Linked DNA regions of Mus musculus: region 2 is linked to region 1. Evidence: chromatin contacts called from ENCODE Hi-C or POLR2A ChIA-PET data. All regions are on one chromosome and are shown on one strand. Each heading gives the region's core, a stretch centred on a gene start or an enhancer-like site at or near the end of the contact. The rest is flanking DNA. Distances are from core to core; before and after follow the strand shown. Region 1 holds the start of Rbm15b (RNA binding motif protein 15B). Region 2 holds the start of Ppm1m (protein phosphatase 1M).

What was found. A loop is a pair of places that touch in the nucleus more often than their neighbours do. ChIA-PET counts read pairs that join two places held with the same protein, here RNA polymerase II (POLR2A).
Region 2: a loop to region 1 is called in a map of regulatory T cell, with 3 times the contacts of the local background. The contact joins the promoter of Ppm1m here to the promoter of Rbm15b in region 1. A Hi-C loop is called at or near these places in 1 of 37 maps with a recorded cell type or tissue (regulatory T cell). POLR2A ChIA-PET finds 5 or more read pairs at or near these places in 1 of 5 experiments (embryonic stem cell).

Annotation. Positions count from the first base shown.
Region 1 is chr9:106,883,758-106,890,024 of GRCm38, reverse strand. It overlaps Rbm15b (RNA binding motif protein 15B), which reads left to right and starts at 2,950. Exons shown (of 1, transcript NM_175402.5): 1 at 2,950-6,267. The coding sequence starts at 3,058. The coding sequence ends at 5,721. It overlaps Manf (mesencephalic astrocyte-derived neurotrophic factor), which reads left to right. Exons shown (of 4, transcript NM_029103.4): 4 at 800-1,272. The coding sequence ends at 984.
Region 2 is chr9:106,196,699-106,202,965 of GRCm38, reverse strand. Ppm1m (protein phosphatase 1M) reads left to right here and starts at 3,733. Exons shown (of 10, transcript NM_026447.4): 1 at 3,733-3,996; 2 at 4,742-4,865; 3 at 4,970-5,224; 4 at 5,627-5,739; 5 at 6,078-6,162; 6 at 6,255-6,267. The coding sequence starts at 3,773.

The DNA.
Region 1 (6,267 bases), core at 1,701-4,200:
CGCATCGAACATAGGTGGAGGTCAAAGGGTGACTTAACATACTTTGAAGGATGAGGGTTGACCCAGAGGCCATCTGATAGAGCAGTGCAGATAGAGATTATAGATAGTGGTGGAGTACGTAGAGGTCAAGTTGGACAGAGCCTTGGGGGGAAATTTGGCTTTTAGTCTAAAAACTTGGGAGCTTTAGAAGTTTTTGAGCAGAGAAGTGATGTGGTGGGAACTTGAGTTCAACAGTCATGGCTCTAAACCCCAGGCGTGACAGTTACAGCATCACCATGGCAGAGCCCATCTGGTTGCACAGAATCCTAGTCTCGAGAAGAGCTAGGCCTCTCCTATAAAGTTTAAACGATGCCAGTGTTTACTGCACTAATGTTCGGGAATTTTGTACTTGTGTGAATTTGATTTGGTATCCTGGTTGGTTCTGGTGTCGGTTTGTTTGGGTCACGTGGGTTATGGAGTAAGTGTCTGACTCTGGTGCCTCTTGGGGAGGCTAGGGGTGTGTCTGCTCTGCTCAGCCTGGAGCTGTCCTTTGTGCTGGCATGTAGGAAGCCCTCGGGGAACTGGAGCTATGTTCCTTCTCTAAACCACATAGGCTGTCTGCACTGTGTGTCTTATGGTGGCTACTGACAGCCTGAGGTGGCCTTCCTGGTGAAGACTGTCATCTCAATCTTGGGCGCAGTGTGCATTTGTCTTCCCGGCCGCACGTAGGGCTGGACATCCTAAGGATGGTTTGACGTGCAGCACAGTTGGGCCTGCAGCCTCTCCTGCCCAGCCATTTACTCTCCTGCTCTCCCTGCAGACAAGCAGATTGACCTGAGCACAGTGGACCTGAAGAAGCTCCGGGTGAAAGAGCTGAAGAAGATCCTGGACGACTGGGGGGAGATGTGCAAAGGCTGTGCAGAAAAGTCTGACTATATCCGGAAGATAAATGAACTGATGCCTAAATACGCCCCCAAGGCAGCCAGCGCACGGACTGATCTGTAGTCTGCCCAATTCCTGCTGCACCTGAAGGGGAAAAAGCAGTTTATCTGTCTCTTCCCCAAATAACCATTTTGTAATTTATTTTTTAAGCGGGCTCCTGACAATGAGATGTGAACCTAGAGCTTTCCTAGTGATGCTGGCTCTGCAGTTCCCTCTTGCCCATCCCCGAGTGGGGACAATTTCCCCATCCCCAAGTGGGGACAATTTACTTCCTTCTTTGCTGGTTTACTCTAGGACTTCAAAGTTTGTCTGGGATTTTTTTATTAAAAAAAATTGTCTTTGGAGAGTTGAGCTGGCACAGTATTCTGTCCTATAGATTACTGGTTTATCTTTCCAGTCTGAAAAGATCCCTCAGCCTGCCAGTGCTGAGGGCCTGAAACTCCCATAACAGGACTTAAGAGCTTGGGCAGCCAATGTCTTGTGGGTTTGGGCTTCTGGGTGTCTGATACTTCAGCCTGGTGAGGTTAGACTTGACCCCTGACCCCCACCCCCATCCAGTCCAGTAGCAGGGGCTGAAGGTTCTTGAGCTGCTGTTAAGTCTAAAGGACATTTACATTTGGCTCAGCCTATGCAGAAGGAGAACTGTGAGCTGAGTACAGGTGGTCAGACCATAGCGTATCTTTACCCCGCCTGGTACTTAAACTATTCATTCATCGGGGTTCCAGTCTAGCATCAGAACAAGGACCCTTGCTTACCTATATTTTTGGCAAAGTTGGCAGGAATCGGTTTACAAAGAAGCAGTGTGAGCTGGTTGTAGTGGAAGGCCTGAGGGAGTTGTGTGCACTGTGGTTTTCAGTTGCTCCCTTTGCTGGCACTTGTGAACTGTGCCTCAGTGGGGAAACTTTGCTCCTGCTGCCTCCAGAGATAATGAGAAAGGAGCAACTGCTAAGAAGTTATGTTTTCCAAAAGGCTCGTCTTAGCTATCTTCTTGTGTGGTCCCCAAATTCACTTTGCATTCGCAGGGCCTTACATGAAGCCCTCTGCTGTTTCTTCCAAGTTCCTCCTGCACTTTCTCCTCCTGCTGGTTGCTTTCTGCTTATGGGAGGAGGGAAGAGCTGGGTGCGTTCTTCGACATCCTACAGATGCATCAATGATCCAGCAACCGTCTGTGGAGAGCATAAGCCCTAGGGGCCTTTGAGTACTCTTGCCGGTACTTCACCTCATCTCCTGGATGTGGTCAGAACACTGGCCAGCAGTCTGTCAACTTGGCAAGAAGTGATAATGGCATTACCTGCTCTTTACCCTTGGCTCAGCAGCCCCACCTTCCCAGCCTCCTGTCCGCCCAGACACCTACAGCAGAAATTTGGACCCAGTGGCACCAAGATGCCTGTCTGTAGGTTGCAAACGCATTCTAGTTTCTGTACCTGGACCCCGGGGAGGTCTCACCTGTGTCTATCAGGACAGTGCCTGAAGAATTCGAATGCATAAGATGCCTGGATGTGGGTCCTAGGCAGGGTGTAGGCATCCTTGTGTGTCTATTTTCAAGGGGGCCAACTCTGGTCCTAATCAGAAAACTCCATGGAAGGAAATAGAGTTTCTTCAATCTAGTGGCAGGTTGGAGTGGGACGCGCAACACTTGGCTTCGGGCCAAGCGGCCACACCTGCTCCGGTGGGCGTGGCCCCGAGGCGGAAAAAGATAGGCGGACCCGGAGTAGCAAGCAAGCCCTGGAGCACAAAGCGAAAGCGCAGCCGCGGCCTGCCGAGCTCGAGAGGGAATCTGCGCGCGACCCAGGAGCCGGGTGCCTGGGCTCCGGCAGCCACGCGGCGGCGCCAAAGCTCGCAAGACAGGCCGCTTCCTCTGGTTGCCAAGATGTCACGTGGTGCGGGGCCACGGAGCTCCGTGATAGGCAGCGAGCGAAACTCTCGGCCCGCCCACCGCGGTCACGTGTCGCGGCCGGCGCAGCTTGATAACGCAGCGCCGGGCCCCTCGGCGCCGCTCCCGCCCCGCCCCGCCGCCGCCGCCGCGCCGAGTCCTTTTGTCCAAGATGGCGGCGCCGGGGGCGCTGCCTCCTGGGCCGCCGCCGCCGCCGCTCTGAGGGACCCGCGGGCCGCCCGCCCGCCCGCCGAACCGGCGCGATGAAGCGGCAGAGCGAGCGAGACTCCAGCCCGAGCGGGCGTGGCTCGTCATCGTCCGCCAAGCGGCCGCGGGAGCGCGAACGAGAGGCAGAGGCGGGCGGGCGGCGGGCAGCGCACAAGGCCTCCGGCGGTACCAAGCACCCGGTCCCGGCGCGGGCTCGCGACAAGCCCCGCGGCAGCGGCGGAGGCGGCGGGCATCGCGACGGGCGCGCTGCCGGGGATGCGAATCACCGGGCGAGCGGCGGGCGCTCCTCGGGCGCGCCCGGAGGCGGGGGACGCACCGGCAAGGCCTCCGGGGACCCGGGTGCTGGCGGCGCGTCGCCCCGCGCATCTCCACTCCCGCCGCCCCCGCCGCCCCCCGGGGCGGAACCCGCGGGTCCGGGCTCCACCGCGGCTCCGGAGTACAAGACGCTCCTCATCAGCAGCCTGAGCCCCGCGCTGCCGGCCGAGCACTTGGAGGACCGGCTCTTCCACCAGTTCAAGCGGTTCGGGGAGATCAGCCTGCGCCTGTCACACACCCCGGAGCTGGGCCGCGTGGCCTACGTGAACTTCCGGCACCCACAGGACGCGCGGGAGGCTCGCCAGCACGCCTTGGCCCGGCAGCTGCTGCTCTACGATCGCCCGCTCAAGGTGGAGCCGGTGTACCTGCGCGGCGGCGGGAGCAGCCGGCGCAGTAGCAGCAGCAGCGCCGCCGCCTCCACGCCGCCCCCCGGGCCTCCCGCGCCCGCCGACCCCCTGGGCTATCTGCCCCTGCACGGTGGCTACCAGTACAAGCAGCGCTCGCTGTCTCCGGTAGCCGCCCCGCCCCTGCGGGAGCCCCGCGCGCGGCACGCCGCCGCAGCCTTCGCCCTGGATGCTGCTGCCGCGGCGGCCGTGGGACTGTCTCGAGAGCGAGCCCTGGACTATTACGGGCTGTACGACGACCGCGGCCGCCCGTACGGCTACCAGGCCGTGTGCGAGGAGGACCTGATGCCGGAGGATGATCAGAGAGCCACTCGAAACCTCTTCATCGGCAACCTGGACCACAGTGTTTCTGAGGTGGAGCTTCGACGGGCCTTCGAGAAGTACGGCATCATCGAGGAGGTGGTCATCAAGAGGCCTGCCCGCGGCCAGGGTGGTGCCTATGCCTTCCTCAAGTTTCAGAATCTGGACATGGCACACAGGGCGAAGGTGGCTATGTCTGGCCGGGTGATTGGCAGAAACCCCATAAAGATAGGCTACGGCAAGGCTAACCCCACCACCCGCCTCTGGGTGGGTGGTCTCGGACCTAACACCTCGCTGGCGGCCCTGGCCAGGGAATTCGATCGCTTCGGGAGCATTCGGACCATCGATCACGTCAAAGGAGACAGCTTTGCCTACATCCAGTACGAGAGCCTGGACGCAGCCCAGGCTGCCTGTGCTAAAATGAGGGGCTTCCCCTTGGGTGGTCCAGATCGCAGGCTCCGGGTGGATTTTGCCAAAGCCGAGGAGACTCGCTATCCCCAGCAGTACCAGCCCTCACCTCTCCCTGTGCACTATGAGCTGCTCACTGACGGATATACCCGGCATCGGAACTTGGATGCTGACCTTAGGGTGCGGGATAGGACCCCTCCACACCTTCTGTATTCAGACCGAGACCGGACCTTTTTGGAAGGGGACTGGACCAGCCTCAGTAAAAGTTCAGACCGCAGAAACAGCCTGGAGGGCTATAGCCGCTCAGTTCGCAGCCGGAGTGGTGAGCGCTGGGGGGGTGATGGGGACCGGAGCATAGCCAAGCCCTGGGAAGAGAGACGCAAGCGGAGGAGCCTCTCCAGTGACCGTGGGAGGACAACTCACTCCCCTTACGAGGAACGCAGCAGGACCAAGGGTGGGGGGCAGCAGTCTGAGCGAGGCTCAGATCGCACCCCTGAGCGTAGCCGCAAGGAGAACCACTCCAGTGAAGGGACCAAGGAGTCAGGCAGCAACTCCCTCAGCAACAGCAGACATGGTGCTGAGGAGAGGAGCCACCATCACCACCACCATGAGGCTCCAGACTCTTCCCATGGGAAAAAGACTAGAGAGAGTGAACGCAATCATCGGACCACTGAGGCAGAGCCCAAGACTCTTGAAGAGCCAAAACACGAGACCAAAAAGCTAAAGACTCTGTCAGAATATGCCCAGACACTGCAGCTGGGTTGGAATGGGCTTCTGGTGTTGAAAAACAGCTGCTTTCCGACATCTATGCACATCCTTGAGGGGGACCAGGGAGTTATCAGTGGCCTCCTCAAAGACCATCCTTCTGGCAGCAAGCTGACCCAGCTAAAGATTGCCCAGCGCCTTCGACTGGATCAGCCCAAGCTGGACGAGGTCACCCGGCGAATCAAGCAGGGGAGCCCTAATGGCTATGCTGTGCTCCTGGCCATCCAGTCAACCCCCAGCGGGCCTGGCGCCGAGGGCATGCCCGTGGTGGAGCCAGGCCTACAGAGGCGGCTTCTCAGGAACCTAGTCTCCTACTTGAAACAGAAGCAGGCTGCAGGGGTGATCAGCTTGCCGGTGGGTGGGTCTAAGGGCAGAGACAACACAGGCATGCTCTATGCCTTCCCGCCCTGCGACTTTTCACAGCAGTACCTCCAGTCAGCGCTGCGGACATTGGGCAAGTTAGAGGAAGAACACATGGTGATAGTTATAGTAAGGGACACCGCCTAGCCCGCACCTGTGCTTTCCAGCTGTGTTTGTGTCACAGAAGCAGTTATTTTAAAGATCTGCTCCTTCTCCACCTACCTTCTCCCTTGGTTTGAATTCTCTGCTGGGTTTTTGTGGTTCATTTGGTGGCATCCTGTCTACTGCTAAAACTAAGTTCTTAGATTTGGGGGGAATTTTTGTTTTTTTATAAGAAGAAACTTATGTTTCCCGTGTATGAGATTCTGTCTGCTGTATTCTGTATTTTTTTATATTTTATTTTATTTTTTTGACTAACTGTATGGAAAATTGTCAGTAAAGCCTTTGTCAGAGGATGAATTTTTAATCCCGCCAGAGTCCTGGTTTAATCAGGTTTTTTCGTAAAGAATGGAAGGCTTCACTCAGAGCATGCCGTATGTCATGTTTTTGTCACCACTGCTTCTAAAAGTTGTGCTGTGCTGGTCCTGCGCAGCTCTTTGTGCTATCGGGGCCCAGCTCACACTTGTCAAACTTAGCTGCTGGCCAGCAGGCTTACAAGGCATGGTCCCTGTTTATACTAGCCGAAAGCTGAGC
Region 2 (6,267 bases), core at 2,484-4,983, 690 kb after region 1:
TGGGTGGTCCCTTGTAGGCCAGGATCCTGGAGGTCTGTGGGCGGATCCGCACTTGGGCGTGGGAGGGGCTGTGAGCTTGCCGCGGAGGAGGTTTGAGAGTGAGGGCCGATCCAGGCGTACCCGTTTGTGATGGTGAGGTGATCTCAGTGTAGGTGGGCACGCGCTCGTGTGTGGTCGTGAGTGTGAGTGTGTGTGTGTGTATGTGTGTGTGTGTGTGTGTGTGTGTGTGTGTGTGTGTGTGTGTGTGTGTGTGTGTGTGTGTGTGTGTACTGATTTCCTACCAGTCATCAGGTGCACGGTGTCTGGAGCCCAACGCTGAGAAAGTGAATGGCCATAGGAGGAAATGAATTTTGGAAGGAATACGGTAGGAGAGACCGAGGTGACCTAACAAGGCTGAGGAAAGTTTTCCAAAAAGACGGTGCATGTGCTAAGTGTGACCCAGTGGTGGAAGGACTGGAAGTCAACCTGAGGAACTTCCCAATTCCTAATGACCTTGCCTCTATTCCCAGCAGCCTTTCCTACTGCTCTTACAGACTAACGGCCGAATAGCAGCTAGTACTCTTTAACCTCAGAAACATCTCTCCACCCTGGACCTTGTTATTAAAAAATAGATAAACGGGACTGGACAGATGGCTCAGTGGTCAAGAGCATTAGCTGCTTTTGCATAGGACTCAAGTTTGGTTCCCAGCACCCACATGACACAACTGTTCCTTCTTCTGGCCTCCTGGGATTAGACACGGACATTGTGCACATAGATACATGCGGGCCAAACACCCAGACACACACCAAAATTTTTTTTTTACTGAAATAAATAAAAACTTTAAAAAATAGATAACTTAATGAGAGATGGCTCAGTCAGTAAAGTGCTGAGTTAGCATATAATTTCAGATTCCCGGCAACAGAATGAAGACACTTGGCTTTCCCCTTGGACTGTGCAGGGAGGCTGGGGACCTTGGGAGAGGGAGTTTGAGGAGACAGGCCAATACCTATTGGGGCTTATTTGCTTATTAGTCAGCCAACCCAGCCAAATGGAGAGAGAGAGAGAGAGAGAGAGAGAGAGAGAGAGAGAGAGAGAGAGAGAGAGAGAGAGAGAGAGAGAGAGAGAGAAAGCGCAATAGAGGCTGACTGGCTGGCATCCACCTCTGGTTTCCACATTGTACTCTAACATACACAGTGTATGTATATACTACACACACACACCCCAAATCTGTGAGAGAACTCAAGTTCAAATGGCATCCTTGGGCTGGCTCAGCTGATAGATCATTCTAACCTGCGTGACATGTGTGAAGTACTAGGTTTGATCCTTAGCACTACATAAATCAGGTATGTTGGCAAATAACTATAATCCAGAACTAAGGAAGCAAAGGCCTTCAAGGCCATCCTGGTCTACATGGTTAGATTTTTGTCTCATAAGTAAATAGGAAGGAAGAAAGAAAGAAAGAAAGGGGGGGGTGTTTCAGGATTAGCCTGGGCTAAGGAAGGAAGGAAGAAAGAAAGAAAGAAGGAAGGGAGAGAGAGAGAGAGAGAGAGAGAGAGAGAGAGAGAGAGAGAGAGAGAGAGAGAGAGGGAGGTGGGGGTTTCAGGATTAGCCTGGGCTACATAGTGAGTTCCTGGCCAGCCTGGACTACATGGGACTTTGTCAACAAATGAAGAGGTTAAAAAAAGGGGGCTGTCAAGATGGCTCAGTGGTTAAGAGCACCGACTGCTCTTCTGAAGGTCCTGAGTTCAAATCCCAGCAACCACATGGTGGCTCACAACCATCTGTAATGAGATCTGATGCCCTCTTCTGGAATATCTGAAGACAGCTACAGTGTACATACATATAATTTATAAATAAATAAATAAATAAATAAACAAATAAATAAATAAATAAATCTTTTAAAAAAAAAAGAGGTTTAAAAAAAAAGGTGGTGAGGTAGAAAACTGGATAAAGGAAACAGGCCACCCACAAAGATGGATGCTGTCCCACAAGTCGATGAGGAGCTGCTTGCCTGGTCCGTACTCATTAAATACATGAAAACTGAGCTGTATCTGGAATCTTACTTACTGTAGGCAAACATTTTAAAACTTTGACAAGAATTGTGATTGTCAAGGCTGGGTAAATAGGCAATGCAAGCTTATGTAAAACAGTGTGGTGATGGTCTTGATTGTAAAATTAATTATCCAGGTGTGGAACCTTTGAGCTTGTCTGTGAGGGCATTTCCCCAAAAAGTTTAAGAAGGAGGGAAGACCAGGCCTGAATGTGAGCAGCACCCGCTGTGGGCTGGGGTCTGAACACACCTCTTCCTGGTGGCAGACTCTCATGACCAGCTGCCTAGCATCCCCGATTCTCTTGCTGCTGCTGTGATGGAGGAAGCTACTCCTTCTGTAGTTGCTTTTTGCAGATACTTTGTTATAGCAAGAACTAAAGTAACTAAGGAAGATTTATCATATGTATCCTTCTCCTCCTTAGTTGGAAGCAGGGGTTGGGAGTGGGGAGTGTCTCAGACCTTGTCCCCATTCACAGCTGGGCCAGGCACTATCAGAACTACTATTACATCCGGGCTCAGCAGTCCCTCTGTTAACACTGTCCTCCTACTCCCAGTGTGTGGCTGTTACTGGGTGGGCTCAGTAGGGTAGCCCCTACCCCAGTTACTGGGGTGCAGCTGTTTCCCAAGAGCCTTCCTCTTTGGGCAGGAGGAACTGCTGGCAAAACAGGGCTAACTGACTAAAGGAAGAGAGGCCTAGTGAGTACTAGGCTGGGCTTAGGAGCAGAGTCAACGGTAGGGAACCCCTCATCCATCCATCCTTAGGCCTTAGAGACTTTAAATTGGTTTCCTGGAGGAAAAAAGAGGAAGCGAAATGGCTTGAGGGGTGGTCTGACTCAACTACACTGTCATACTGGGAACCCTGGGCGTCTAACACTTCCCCTCTGTGGGTCTGAGTCCTCCCTTATGAAGTGGAAATTGAGGCCTTGCAGAGGGGCACCTAGACTTAGGCGACAGAAAGTGACAGGCGCTCTCCCCCAATAGTTATAGCTATCTAGGGGTAAAGGGACATCCTGAGCCAGAGCGATGACATGGTGAGCGCCTTCTCAAAACAAAAGAGGTTGGTGAAAATTTCCACTTCCCTCAGTCCAAGGCTGCACCTTAGACCAGCAGGAGAAAGGAGCTACACTCCCTCTTAAATTCCCATAGGTTCCTCTTGTCCGTCACTCACACTCCAGGGAGGCACTTGCGCAGGCGAGAAGCCATCTTAACTGTAGGGGCAGACATTTGGGAGCGGGCTTCTGAAGATGAGGTCGAGGGTGAATAGAACTCTGGAGCACTCTGAGCCCGCTCTTACACCTCCAAGGACATACTGTCCCCGTCCTCCCCTTGCGGAAGACCGTCGCTAGCAGGGCAAGGCTCTGTTGTAAGCGCCTGCCCAGCACCCATCCTGGATGACTCTCCACGGTTCCTAGAGTAGAGGGGAAGGGCTTCCACTCTCAGAGGATCGAGTCCCACAGGTGCGGGTGAGCCTTTGTGCCTTTTCAGTGGTACTCTGACGCAAGCAGGCGTCTTCACTTCGCTAGGCCTCGGTTATCCTGCCTGTAAAGTGGGATATGTGACCACATCTCCTTCTTACAGAAGGCCAAAGAAACTGGCCGCACACACAGGGGCCGATGGGCGGGATGGGGCGTGGCCTCTTTCACCCCCAGGCCCCACCCCCAGGCTCGCTTCCTCCCAGTGGCGGGCGGGCGGGCGGGACCCTGGTGTCCCGCCGTGCGCGGGCAGCCCCCGGCCGCCACGCAATGTCCGCCGGCTGGTTCCGGCGCCGCTTCCTACCCGGGGGTCCACTTCCAGAGCCGCGGCCAGCCGGGCCGCGCTCCAGCCCGGTGCCCTATCACCGGCCCCGCTTTCTACGCGGCTCCGGCTCCAGCCCGGGCGCCACTGACGCCTCGCGCCGCCCCGATGCCCGGCCGGTGCGCAGCCCAGCACGGGGCCGCACACTGCCTTGGAACGCAGGCTACGCAGAGTGAGTGTCCCTGCCCCCCCCCCCCCCCCCGCGTTCCCTCCAGACCCTCTGCCTGATCCCGTCTGGTTCTGTGCTGACCTGGAAAACCGACGGGGTGTGCACATCCCCGCTAACCTTCTTCTTGTCTTCAACCTTGACAGCATTTCTCCTTTTTCTCACTTTGGCATTTTCTTTTGAGAAGGTTGGAGGTCCCCGGGAGGGCTCGCACCCGGCTGGACCCTCCTTTCTTCTGGCCTCTGCAGATGTATGTCCCACCTCGCACCTCACTTAGGGTTTGGCCTATGCTCTGTGGGATAAGGTAGGGACTGAGGTGGGACTTCCCAAACCCTGGGCCAGTACAGTGACTCTAAAAGGGGCAAGCCAGCGAACAGTTAGAAAACTTGCAGAACAAGCATGAGGCTCTGGAGTTGGGATCCCCAGCAACCTTGTTAAAAAGCTGGGAGTGCCAGTCGGGGCCTGAAATCCTAGCACTCCGGAGGCAGATGCAGGAAGACTCCCGGACTTGTTGGCCAGAAATTCTAGCTGAATCAATGAGCCCTGATTTAGTAAGAGACCAACCTGTCTCAAAAACTAAGGAGGAGGGCAAGCCACTTCTGGCCTTTGTACACACACACACACACACACACACACACACAAAGTTGTCCAAGTGTGTCAGGGCGCAGCACCAAGAAGCAGTTGTCCCAAGTGGAGTCTCTGTGCCCACAATGACATAGATGAGACATCATGGTTGATTTCGTGGCCTTAGGGTTATCAATGCAGAAAAATCTGAATTCAACGAAGACCAGGCTGCTTGCGGGAAGCTATGCATCCGGCGATGTGAGTTTGGGATCGAAGAACATCAAGAGTGGCTGACGGTGTGCCCAGAGGAGGTGAGCACTGCCTTGTCTTACTGTCTCATGTCCTAGTTCGGGCTGGGCCAGGGGGACATCTGGGGAAGCTTGGTGGTGCCTGACACAGAGCTCTTCCTATGCAGTTCCTGACGGGTCACTACTGGGCACTGTTTGATGGGCATGGTGGCCCTGCTGCAGCTATCTTGGCTGCCAACACCCTGCACTCTTGCCTTCGCCGGCAGCTGGAGGCTGTGGTTGAAGGCATGATAGCCCCTCAGCCCCCCATGCACCTCAGTGGCCGCTGTGTCTGCCCCAGTGACCCCCAGTTCGTGGAGGAAAAGGGGATCCAGGCAGAAGACTTGGTGATCGGGGCTCTGGAGAACGCCTTCCAGGAATGTGTGAGTGGGGCCTATGGGGAGAAGGGACATGTCCCCCCAGGGACTTAAAGAAGTCCAGGTATAAGGGCACACCATAGTCACCATTCCTTGGACTGTGGAGAAGTTGCTGATTCCTTCCTTCCTGGTAACAGCCCCATGGTCTTCAGCTTACCCCTCCCATGTATCTAGTTCCTGCTGTGTGCTAACTGCTCACCTGTACATGCCATTGGCCCTCAGTGCAGGCAGTGGTTTCTCTTCCTGTTTTGAATTACACTTCCCTTGTGCAATTCTCTTTACGAGGTATTCAAGAGTTAATAGCCAAGCTTTTTGAGCTGAGATGCTATAGGCCTGCTTGTGGGAATGCCATTGTAAGGGGACTGGAAGTGGTGGCGTGGTAGCTCTACCAACCTTGGTTTGCTCCAGGATGATGTGATTGGGAGAGAGCTGGAGGCCTCAGGACAGGTGGGTGGCTGTACAGCCCTGGTGGCGGTGTTCCTGCAAGGGAAGCTGTATGTGGCCAATGCTGGGGACAGCAGGTGAGTGGACCATTGGAGGGCAGGCAGGGCTGTGGGCAGGAGGGTACCAGGGGGAGTTGAGACAATAAAAGGAGGGTTAGAAATGAGGAGGACTGGCTGGCCAAGATGGATTTGTACTTGGCATAAGCCAACAGTAAGGGTGCCATCTTTAGCAGGGGCCATCGGTGCAATGCTAAAGAGCTGTTCTTAAGACTCTATAGGTCTTAAAAGTCCTGAAAGGATTTGAATCAGGGATCACAGTGACTAGAATTGGCCTCTGGTTGGAGAAAGAGAAAGGTGACCATGGGTGAGTATGGCAGTTCCTTCATAAAGCTCTTCTCTCCCTCTAATCTATTTAGGGCCATCTTGGTGCGGAGACATGAGATACGGCAGCTGAGTTCTGAGTTCACCCCAGAAACAGAGCGGCAGCGGATCCAGCAGCTGGTAGTACCCTTGGCGGGGGGACCCCGTCGGGGTAGAAGACCATATAGGGCCCTGGGAAGGAGCCTGATCTGAAAGTGGCCTCCCCCACCTAGGCCTTTACCTACC